Regions from separate parts of the Homo sapiens genome. Here region 2 is linked to region 1. A link is a contact called in ENCODE Hi-C or POLR2A ChIA-PET data. All regions are on one chromosome and are shown on one strand. Each heading gives the region's core, a stretch centred on a gene start or an enhancer-like site at or near the end of the contact. The rest is flanking DNA. Distances are from core to core; before and after follow the strand shown. Region 1 holds the start of ZNF236 (zinc finger protein 236). Region 2 overlaps ZNF516 (zinc finger protein 516).

Region 1 (5,225 bases), core at 1,261-3,760:
AGAGTCAGACAAGGCCCGATCAACAGGATCCTGGAGGAATGGGTTTCTGTTAAAGGGATGAGGAAGCCAATGCACGCTTTTAATCAGGGTGTAGCCATCTGATTTACATTTAACAAGTTCATCCACGCTGACAAGTGACAGATTTATTTACAGGAGCCCAGGACTAGCAGGGCCCAGGAAGGGGGCTCCTGCAGCTCTCCAGCCCGGAGAGGGAGGCTGGGTCAGAGGGTATCTCTGGAGATGGAAAGAGGAGGGCCCACTGGAAATACATTCCCGAGGTAGAAGCTGCAACACTAAATTAGGAAGTGTGTTGGGGGATAAAAGAAATAGAATAATTCTTGAGGCCTGAGGGTGAAACACCAGGTGGACAGGGATACCATCGGTGAGATGGGGATACTGGGGGAATGGGTGCCCCGCCTGTGGCCGTGGAAATTTTACATTCTTTCTCTATCCTAAGCCTTCTTCCAAGTAACTGAGACACTGCACCTTACATTATTTTTGGCAGATGGCATACTAACAAAACAATTAAACTAACGAAATAAGGTCAAGGCCAAAACTCAAAAGCGGGAGAGGCAACAAAGACTTCCTTAAAGGCCAGACACCATCAACCATTAATCAAAATTCTGAGCACTGCTGTTATCCAACTACAAATCTGCATACCTGGGTCATGGTGCAGCCAACATCTCTCCAGCAGCCCACAAAGGCCCATGAGGTGTGCGAAAGCTCGCTGAAACGCCTGTTGGTCACCAACGTTTCCGTAATGTGCACGTGTGTTAACTCTACCAAGTGCAATCACGACAAGAATTCCTGGTTTGGTGTGGCCTATGAATAAGTTTACATTGATTCCTACCCATTACCTCTTTCTTCCTAAACACAAAATTAACACAATCCTTTGTAGTTTCCAGGCCCGACCTTTCTCTGGGGCACCTGTGTTGTTTGGTCACAAGCTCTTTAATGAGCCTCAGTTTACTCATCCCCAAGAAAAGGGGAACACTTGAGTCACTAAGCTAAACAGTTAAATAAAAATCAACGGCAGTCAAGGTATAACCCACCGACTCCCATAGGGAGTCCTAGGCGCCCACTCCCCCTTAGAACCCCCTTCAAAACCCTTTCCAAACGCGGAGCGCCGCTCCAGTTGCACGGGTGACCAGGACCAGGGACCAGGCCTGCAGGGGGAGACTCGCGTCCAAGGCCGCACGGGAACCACGGCGCCCGCGAGAAAAAGCGCGGCGCCCCCTACCCCACTGCCCTCGACCTGGGAACCGCGGCACCGGCGAGTGCGCCCCGATCCCCCTGCGCAGGAAAGTCCGTTCCTCAAGCTCCGGGCTGGGGCTTTGGAAGGCAAGTCAATTCCTGACTGCTGGAAGGGCCAGGGTCTGGGGGTGCCCGGTTGTGTGTCTGCCTGCTCTTAAATTCTGGGCCTTTCTCCTTCCTTGGAAAACAAAATCTGAGTTATTTCATGACTTTAGCAAAGTACCATGGAGAATAAATTACTGGGGAAAACACTTCCTGACGCCTACTGTGTGCACGATCTAGCGCTCCCCACATAACACTGATGCCTACTGTATGCACGACCCACAGCGCTCTCCAGAAGCTCCAGGTTCAAGCTACCCGGATCACAATGGTGCCTACTGTTTGCACGACCCACAGCGCTCTCCAGATGCCCAGGGTTCCAGCCCCCCGGATCACAATGGCGCCTACTGTATGCACTACCCACAGCGTCTGCAGAGGCTCAGGGTTCAAGTTCCCGGATCACAATGGCGCCTACTGTATGCACGCCCCACAGCGCGCCCCAGATAACACTGGAGCACACTGTGTGCACGACCCTGCGCTTCCCGGACAACGCTGGCGCCTACTGTGTGCACGACCCCGCGCTCCACGGCCTCCCTGTGGGCCGAGCCCAACGTCCCCGGGGCAGCCGGCGCCGCGCAGGGTCGGGCGGGGGCGCCGTCCGGGAGGAGCCCGGGGCGCGGTATCCGCAGGCCCGGGCTCTGGCCAGGCCGCCTCCCCAGCGCGCCCCGCGGCCCTCCGGCCCCGGGACGGAACACGGGGCGGCCACTTTCCCTCAAGTTCAGCGCGGGCCGCGGCAGGGCCAGCGGGGGCAGGGCGCGCGCAGGAGGCGGCCGCCTGCTCCCTCACCCGCCTCCCGCCTCCCGCCTCAGCCGCCGCCCGGCCCAGGAAAGTAGGCCCAGCGCGCGGAGGGGCCGGGCGGCGACTCGCCCGTATCATTCCGCCCGCGCTGCGGCCCGCCCGGCCAGTCGGCGGCGGCGGCGGCCCGGGTCTGCGCGGCCCCCGCCCCCGCCCCGCCGCTCCCGGCGCCCCCCGCGCCGCATCCGGGGACTGGCAGGGCGCGGGCCCCGCACCGGCCGCCGGCGGGGCGCGAGGGCGCGGCCGCGGGCCTTACCGGAGTCGCCGCGCGCCTTGCTCTCCCTGGGCTTCGGGGGGCGGCCCCGCGGCATCGTCGGCGGCCCGGCTCGCACCCACACCCACTCACACTCACACTCACACTCACACGCGGCGGCGGGGGCGCGCACGCGCGGGCACCGGGGCGGGGGCGCGCCCAGCCGGCGCTAGAGGCGGGCGGAGCTGCCCGGCGGCGGGCGGCCCGGTCCGAGCGCCGCCGGGCTCACGGGGGAAAGGCGCCTGAACGCGCGCACCGGAGCGCTCGAACCGCGCCGGCCTTGGCAGGTTCCATGGCCCGCGGGCCGCGGTGGGGGCGTTGGGCGCGGGCGCGGGCGCGGTGGGGGCGGGGGCGGCGGCGGGGCGCATGCGCGGCGCCGCGGGGCCTTAGCGGACGGAGGGGAGCGCGGGGGTCACCGGGCCGGGCCGGCAGCCCTAGAGCTCGGCCTGGCGGGGACCCTGGGCCAGCCCCGCGCCTCCGTGGCCCGGGCGTCTCGTGCGTGTCCGCGAACTCGCGTGCGCGCGTCACCTCGGACCGCAGCATGGCTCGGAGGGCGGCCCTACTCGCGCCGCCCTAGTGCTGCGAAGGGCCTCGGAGCCCAAACCCGGAACCGCCATCTGGGACTGGGAAGACGACATGGCCAGAAGCCGGTAATGTTCCTTTCCCTGGGGGCAGTGCATTAAAATGGACCATTTCACGTGTGCTGGTCTTGTGTGTTGTTGCCTGCGCTAACTTACACGAAGTGGCAACAGGAACAGGCAGCGCAGCACCCGAGCGCCGGGTGGAGAGGCCGGCCGAGCCCGGGGAAAGCGACCTTACTCTGTCACCTGGGCTGGAGTGCAGTGGCGCAAATTAAAGTGTGCAGTTTGATACATCTTGACACATGTATACACTGTGAAACCATCATCACAATCAACAGTGAAGATGTTCCTCCCGTCTCTCTGTAACCCTTTCCTCTCTCCCTCCTTCCCTCCTCCCCCTCCCACCCATCTGCTTTTTGTCACTATAGTTTGAATTTCCTGGAGTTTTTAAATATCTTTTTATACAGACTGGGTCTCGCTTGCTCTGTCACCCAGGCGGGAGTGCAGTGACACGATCGGGACCCACTGTAGCCTCAAACTCCTGCCCTTAAGCAATCCAACTGCTTCAGCCTCCCGAGTAGCTGAGACTGCAGGTGAGGACCGCCATGTCTAGCTTTTTGTTTTTTTTTAAACATATGGGGTCTCTCTGTGTTGCCCAGCCTGCTCTGGAACTCCTAGCTTCAATTGACCCTCTGCCTCAGCCTCCCAAAGTGTTGGGATTGCAGATGTGAGCCACTGTGCCCAACCTGTTTTTCTTGGTGTTTTATATAAATGGAATTGTATCGCACGTAATCTTTAGGGAAGTGGGGGCTGTTCATTGAGCATAATTATGTTGGAATTCATCTATATATTGATAAATATTTTAAGTGCTTTTTATTGCTGAGCGGTGTCTAGGAGTCATTCTTGCTTACCCTTTCCCACTGCAGCCTTCACTCAATCTCATCAAAGATCTAGCTCCAATATATAAACCAAATCCAAGCCATTCCCACGTATATTACCCCTGAGCCATGCTCTCTCACCTAGATTACAGATACAGCCTAGTACCTGGTCATCCTCCAATCAGTTTTGTCTACAGCCATGCGAGTCTTCTCTCTATGCCTTAAATAAGACAAATGTATTCCAGCTCTTTTGAATATTTCCAATTGTGAAATGTTCCTCTTTATTTCTAATAATGCTTGCTATTGTCAACTTTGCCTCATATGTAAATAACACCACCAGCTTTCTTTCCTGTGTGTACCTTTAGAGTTAAGTGAGTTTAAGAAGTGTGTGTGTGGCCGGGCGCGGTGGCTCACGCCTGTAATGCCAGCACTTTGAGAGGCCGAGGCGGGCGGATTACGAGGTCAGGAGATTGAGACCATCCTGGCTAACACGGTGAAACCCCATCCCTACTAAAAATACAAAAAAAAAAAAAAAAAAAACTTGGCCGGGCGTGGTGGCGGGCGTCTGTATTCCCAGCTACTCGGGAGGCTGAGGCAGGAGAATGGCGTGAACCCGGGAGGCGGAGCTTGCAGTGAGCCGAGATCCCGCCACTGCACTCCAGCCTGGGCGACAGAGCGAGACTCCGTCTCAAAAAAAGAAGTGTGTGTGTATGATGTTTGTTTGTTTGTTTGTTTTTAAGACAGGGTCAGGCTCTGTTGCCCCGGCTGGAATGCGGTGACGCTGTCTCTGCCTACTGCACTCTCTGCCTCCCCGGCTCAAGTGATCCTCCCACCTCAGCACCCCAAGTAGCTGGGACTGTAGGTGCTCACCACTATGCCTAGCTAATTTTTTGTGGACATGGGGTTTCACCATTTTGCCCAGGCTAGTGTCAATCTCCTGAGTTTACCTGGCTTCCCAAAGTGCTGAGATTACAGGCATGAGCCACCGGACCTGGCCAAGTATTTTTTTTTAAATCCAATTTGATAATCTTTATCTTGAATGAGAGTGGTGGCTCCCAAATTTGCTGCACTTTAGAATGATCTGGAAAGCTTTTAAAAGTCCCAATGCCCTGTTCATACCTCACATCCATAAATCTGACAGGAATGGGAACCATGCATTGGTGTTTCGTTATTGTTGTTTTTTAAGATCTGCAGGTAATTTGACGATGTACAGCAAAATTTAAGAGCTAGATCATTTGGTACATTTATGCAAAGTACTGATATTTTTACATGTAAAGATGTCTTTTCACACTTTCCATTTGACTCATATGTTTTATGTTCTTTACGCCTTTCTTGCTTTCTTTTGGATTACTGATGTTTAAAAAT
Region 2 (5,126 bases), core at 1,222-3,721, 380 kb after region 1:
TTCTTCCTCACTTACAGAAGGGATTGATTAGTTGAAATACTGGCCTACAGAGTAAATGTATCCCAAATTTAGCAAATGTAAGTAATCTGGAGAAAGTCATTTAATTTCAATTGTATGATATAGGCAAAAAAAGAAAGACAAGGAAAAGAAAAAGAAAAATATCCAAAGGTATGGCAGCAGCCTTAATATATATGTCTTTAGATGTTTTTGATGTTTACATGGTTAGTTTTAAAATGTAGCTACATATTTTCTACTTTATATTTTGTCCTTTCTTCAGACTCTCCCCTTCTCCGTTACAATGTATTTTTATGTTATGAGTAAACAGTTTTTTCAAACATTTTACTTCCTGTTTTTTAATAAATGTGATTGTTACCTAAGTTTTTCAAAATGAAATAAAAAAATTTATTTCAAAAATTATATAAGGCATTTAAAAAAAGTGGCCTTGAACTGTTGATTACATCTCTGGAGAAACACACACACATACACACACACTCACACACACTCACATACAGCAAGAGATCCATTGGAAATCTGCTTTAAAACCCTAGTCAGCAAGTCATATTTATGCCTAAACAATTAAATTACGGTTTTGTCTGGCATGTTCCCAGTTCCAGCCTTGGAAAAAGTTTGTAATACATCTTACCAGAACAACAAATCTGTGATTGAACACACAGGCACACCATGTGTTCAGATGGGTCCCTGCCGTCCGAGGTGCGTGGGCGCCATATTGCATGTCAGCTGGACACATGCTGTACCCTCCACCTTGGCTCTGAGCATCTGTGTTGTTGCAGAACCTTTCCGTATTCCCTGTGGTTTGGGTGGCAGGCTCACATGCACAAGTTTTATAAGGCTGGTTATCTCCAGGCCCGTGTGTTACAGGGAGAGTTGGAACAACTTGTATTTGGCGTGCGTTTGAGAAAGTGGAATAGAGCAGCCCAGGACGGAAATGTCTGCGGCTGGAACTGAGGTAGGTAGCACTTTATCACACGGCGCTGCTCCTACGTGAGGCACGCCCCACTAGGGACCAGGATAAAGGTGGAGGAGGCATCCCATCGAAACCCTCCTGGCTTACAGGGGTTGGCGGGATTTAAAGCACAGCCCGTCGTGCCAGCAGGGCCGCTGACGTCCCAATAATCCTCCTAATTGGGGCGGCCGCCCATGGCGTGTTTTGAAGTTGGAAGCTCTGAGGACAGCATTCTTGTTCTTTTTTTGGAAGGGATGCCCTTGTCTTAAATAGCAATTTTTGCCTGCAGCTAAAAAGAATGATTACAGAGATCTTTTGATTTGGCCACTGAGTAACCCCTTAGGAGAGTTCGTTGCAGGGAATTAATTTTTGACTGTTTCTTTAAGGTTTGAGAAACTTTGCTAGTCAACTGTGGACATCAGGAGGGGATCACTTAATCAACCCCTGGGCAGAGGCAGCTTTGCTCACGTGTCCTTCAGATAATGGCGGTTTGGGCTTAACTTGGTTACTGTCTCAGCACTTTTTCTATTTCTACATTTATGTATCTTTCCCTTCACAATGTTCTTAAGTCTAAAAACACATCCTGTGCAGTTCTCACAGGGATTTACAGCAGGTCTTATTTTTGAAAGATGGGACAGGCGGAGAGGTAGTGAGCAGGAAATAGGAAAGAAGGAAGAGCTTGCTTTGTTGATCGCAGAGCATCGTGGATGCTGCTCCTTGAACGTCTGCCTGTAAATTGCAGGGCTCTGCAAGTTTCGGGGAAAGCTTTTAAGTGAGTTTAAGGAAATGGAGACTGCATTCTCTAGTCACCGGGTGCCTGAGGGCCAGGGTTCAGGCTCTAGCTAGGGCGGGGGTACCGGGGAGTCAAGGCTGTGCAAGGATTGGATGGGTCCGATGCTGGCACAAAGGCCTTTCAGATGTACAAGGGCCATGCTCCTTGATACTGTGCCATCTTCCGCTCAGCCGTGGTCATGGCCCAGGATGCCGAGGCTGTGCTGCTGAGCTGGGCTAGATGGGGCTGTATTTGGGGGCTCTGGTGATCCACGAGCGAGAGTGTCTGTATTTCCCCAGCACTCCTGGAAGGGTACCTGCAGGGTAGGAAGCTGCCTGGGATGAGAAGAGGGGCCTAAGTGCCAGGTGTGTGTTTGCCTGGATGTCCCTGGGGTCTGGATGCTGTGGGCTCTGAGGGGGTCACTGGATTTTATAGAAGGAGGCATTTGCAAGGGGCTTCGGTGACATGTGGCTTCTTCTTATTGTTTCTCTGTGCCTGACAGAGGAGGGGACGAGTTGAGGGCGTGAAGGACACGCCTAGAAAGGCATGTGGCTGGTGACTGGGAGCATGAGGGCTGGGACCAGGGTTCCCAACTGCACGTGTGCACTTTGTGCTGAATGCCCTGTGTTGGCCATGACCCTGTGACCTGCACGCTGACGGGTGCACAGCTGCTGGCACACAGCTGGCTGGCACAGAGGCCGCTTCTCTGGGCGCAGACCCCAGGAGCTGCTGCTCTGAAAGAAGGCAGGAGCTGATAGCCCTAGAGCACAGGGTTTTGGTGATTGGTGTGAGTCTTTGCACAGAACAAATCTCCTTTTGCTTCATGCTGCACTCGAGGGCTGTCTCTAACGGCCCTGACCAGGCCTGGGCTCCTCCTGGGTGAATCCTGTCTCTGGAGCTGGCTTCTGGCAGTTGAATTCTCTCGAACTGGAGAAGTGTCTTGACATTTAACATCCTTTATAGACAAACGTTGGAGGTCCAGGGGAGTCTGTACAATTATTTCAGAGCCACCAATTTCCAGGATTTTAGTTGTTTTTCTTTTCTTCCCTGTAAACGTATTTTCTATATGATTGTTCGCACTTGTAAGGTTTTTATACCACATCCAGTCACTAAGTTAGATATAAATAGTGTGTTTCATTCATACTTTGAATATCAGATTCAGCATTTTTGTGGGGGAGTGAACTGGGGCCTGGGGAAGGACGAGGCTTTCCTGTGAATCACTTGCCTTGTAAAATCATCATAAATCATTACACAGCCATCCACAATGAGTGCCAAGACCAAAATCATTTAAATTAGCTTGGAGTAAAAGGTCATTAAGAAATCTTCCTGGTAAGCTTATTTACTTCTCCAGTTTTGGGGGAAGTTTTAATGTTGTTGTTGTTTTTTTTTTTTTGGAGATGGAGTCTTGCTCTGTCACCCAGGCTGGGGTGCAGTGGCATGATCTCAGCTCACTGCAACCTCCCTCTCCCGGGTTCAAGCGATGCTCCTGCCTCAGCCTCCCGAGTAGGTGGGACTACAGGTGCACACCATCATGCCTGGCTAATTGTTGTTTTTTATTGGAGCAAGTGGGTTTTGGCTCCTCTGGGTGGGCATCTCTCTCATGCCCGCTCTGTTGCATGGCTCTGCTGGGTGCGTTCCTGGAGGAAGGAGCAGAACCTCTGTGTTGCTGCTTTTCATTTGCTGCTGAGGCTGCTCGTGTTTCCTTAGGCGCCTCCAAAGCGGGGCTTTCTGGAAAGACATTGTGAAGCCTATAATTCTTGATAAGGTTTCTACCTGGCGCTGTATTTGCCTGTGAGAGGGCACAGCATGGGGTCTGTCTTTTCAGAAGGCTCCTGTCTTGCTGTTATCTGGGCCCTCGGGAGTTGAAGTATTAATACAAAATGCTCAGAATCCCCGACCCCCGTGGGGGAGGTATGGGGACACTCTTGACACCGACACTGATTTTTTAGCTCATGCCCCTTCACCCCCTCAGGTCTATTATCAGTATTCTTTTCTGTGTCCCATCTGCTTCCATGAAAACCTGGGAGGCTGCAAAACTCGGAGCAAACAGGGAGCTGCCACCCCAGGTCTTTTCGTGGGTGGCCCTGTCATCTTTCATGGAAGCTGTGTGTTAATGTGTTGTGTGCTTCCCAGCCGGAAATATGGAGCTGCTTTGGGTTTTATAGATGTTTAAGCAGGAGTTCTTAGTGTGTGTGAGATTGTAGGCTTATACAAACACGCTTCCTTTCTATGCGAAATCACTTGGGTTTTCAGAACATGGCCCATCTGGGTGCCTCTCTGTGCAGGTCTGGAGCCGGCCCCAGAAGGGAGACCCTCTCTGGACCCTTGGAAGCAGGAAATGGATTTGTTCTATGCAGAGATGAGCAGATGAGCAGAGCCTGTCCCCGGGGAGTTGTCTGTGCAGCCCCTCCCTCTTGAACACTCAGACGCTGACCTGAGAGACTCGACATCTCTCACATCCTTTCTAACTGGCTCATCGTTCTGCTGCTTTACCTTACTTACCCTGTGTCAGGTGGGATTCCTGTTTTTACTGAAGAGTTGCTTTTCTCCTTGCACCATGTAGGCCTCTTTGGTTGGATACAAGCATTTTGATTCATGCGTCCCTCGTCCTTGGTGGGGGCCTGTTCCGTGCTGGACACAGCTACTCTCTGGCAGGCTGCCCTTTGCCTGTGTGCCTGGAGGGAGTGGGCCTCTGCCCTCCTCACCCTCTGGTGGGTGGGATGGGCATGTAGGTGGCGGCCATGCAGGGTGGTTGATGCTCACTGTTTTCAGGCTTGGGCACAATCTCTAGGAGCAGACCCAGCCTCACTAGGAGGATGCTGTGGCTTCACCATACAGCCTAGGTGTGTTGCGGGCTGTGCCATCTTGCGGGTGTGTGTGTCCACTGTAGGATGTCTGCACAGGGACGAAATCGCCTAACAATGCATTTCTCAGCTCGTATCCCATTGGCTAAGTGGCACGTGACTGTGTGTGTGAAGTGCCGTCAACTGTTGTCACCACCTGTGCAGCTCACCTTCCATCAGCCCAGGAACTTGGCCCCTGTTCTTATTCCTGCCCTTTTCCTAAACCTTGCTTTCCTCTGTCCCTAATTCCCACATGGTCTTGCTAAGTAGCTGGTATTCCTCACACTCCTACACACTCTGGTACTACAGTCTCTCCTAAAGATTTGATACCTTATTGGGAAAAGAAAATTATTTTGGTGCACAATCATTAACATTTATGTTAATCATTTAACATAGTTCATTATTGATAATTAAGTGATACTGATTTTTTACTAAGGCAAGCAGCTGCTCTCGCCTGTGTGTGAAGTGTTGTTGGTGCCGCTTTTCTTAATGTGGGTTGGATGGGTATGTTTTGGGGAGCATGTGGGGGTTCCCGCAGCCATGCCTG

The links. Hi-C counts contacts between places; a loop is a spot of excess contacts on that map. ChIA-PET counts read pairs that join two places held with the same protein, here RNA polymerase II (POLR2A). Pooled maps may share reads with other maps.
Region 2: a pooled map shows a loop between it and region 1 (3-fold over the local background). The contact joins the enhancer-like site here to the promoter of ZNF236 in region 1. A Hi-C loop is called at or near these places in 3 of 168 maps with a recorded cell type or tissue (ascending aorta, chondrocyte and endothelial cell of umbilical vein) and 6 of 50 pooled maps. POLR2A ChIA-PET finds 5 or more read pairs at or near these places in 3 of 52 experiments (AG04449, GM12878 and Panc1).

What each region holds. Positions count from the first base shown.
Region 1 is chr18:76,819,842-76,825,066 of GRCh38, reverse strand. ZNF236 (zinc finger protein 236) reads right to left here and starts at 2,510. Exons shown (of 31, transcript NM_001306089.2): 1 at 2,405-2,510. The coding sequence starts at 2,459. ZNF236-DT (ZNF236 divergent transcript) reads left to right here and starts at 2,772. Exons shown (of 3, transcript NR_040024.1): 1 at 2,772-3,051. RefSeq lists silencers at 1,879-2,618, 2,739-2,928, 4,626-4,705 and enhancers at 2,999-3,108, 3,149-3,228.
Region 2 is chr18:76,443,261-76,448,386 of GRCh38, reverse strand. All of the region lies in intron 2 of ZNF516 (zinc finger protein 516), which reads left to right. Among named protein-coding and RNA genes, the nearest start is that of ZNF516-AS1, 46 kb to the left of the region's middle. RefSeq lists enhancers at 554-1,131, 1,132-1,710, 1,711-2,289. Within about 2 kb of position 2,471, at least 8 of the 41 ENCODE cell types and tissues checked have a DNase peak (open chromatin) inside an H3K27ac peak, as active enhancers do.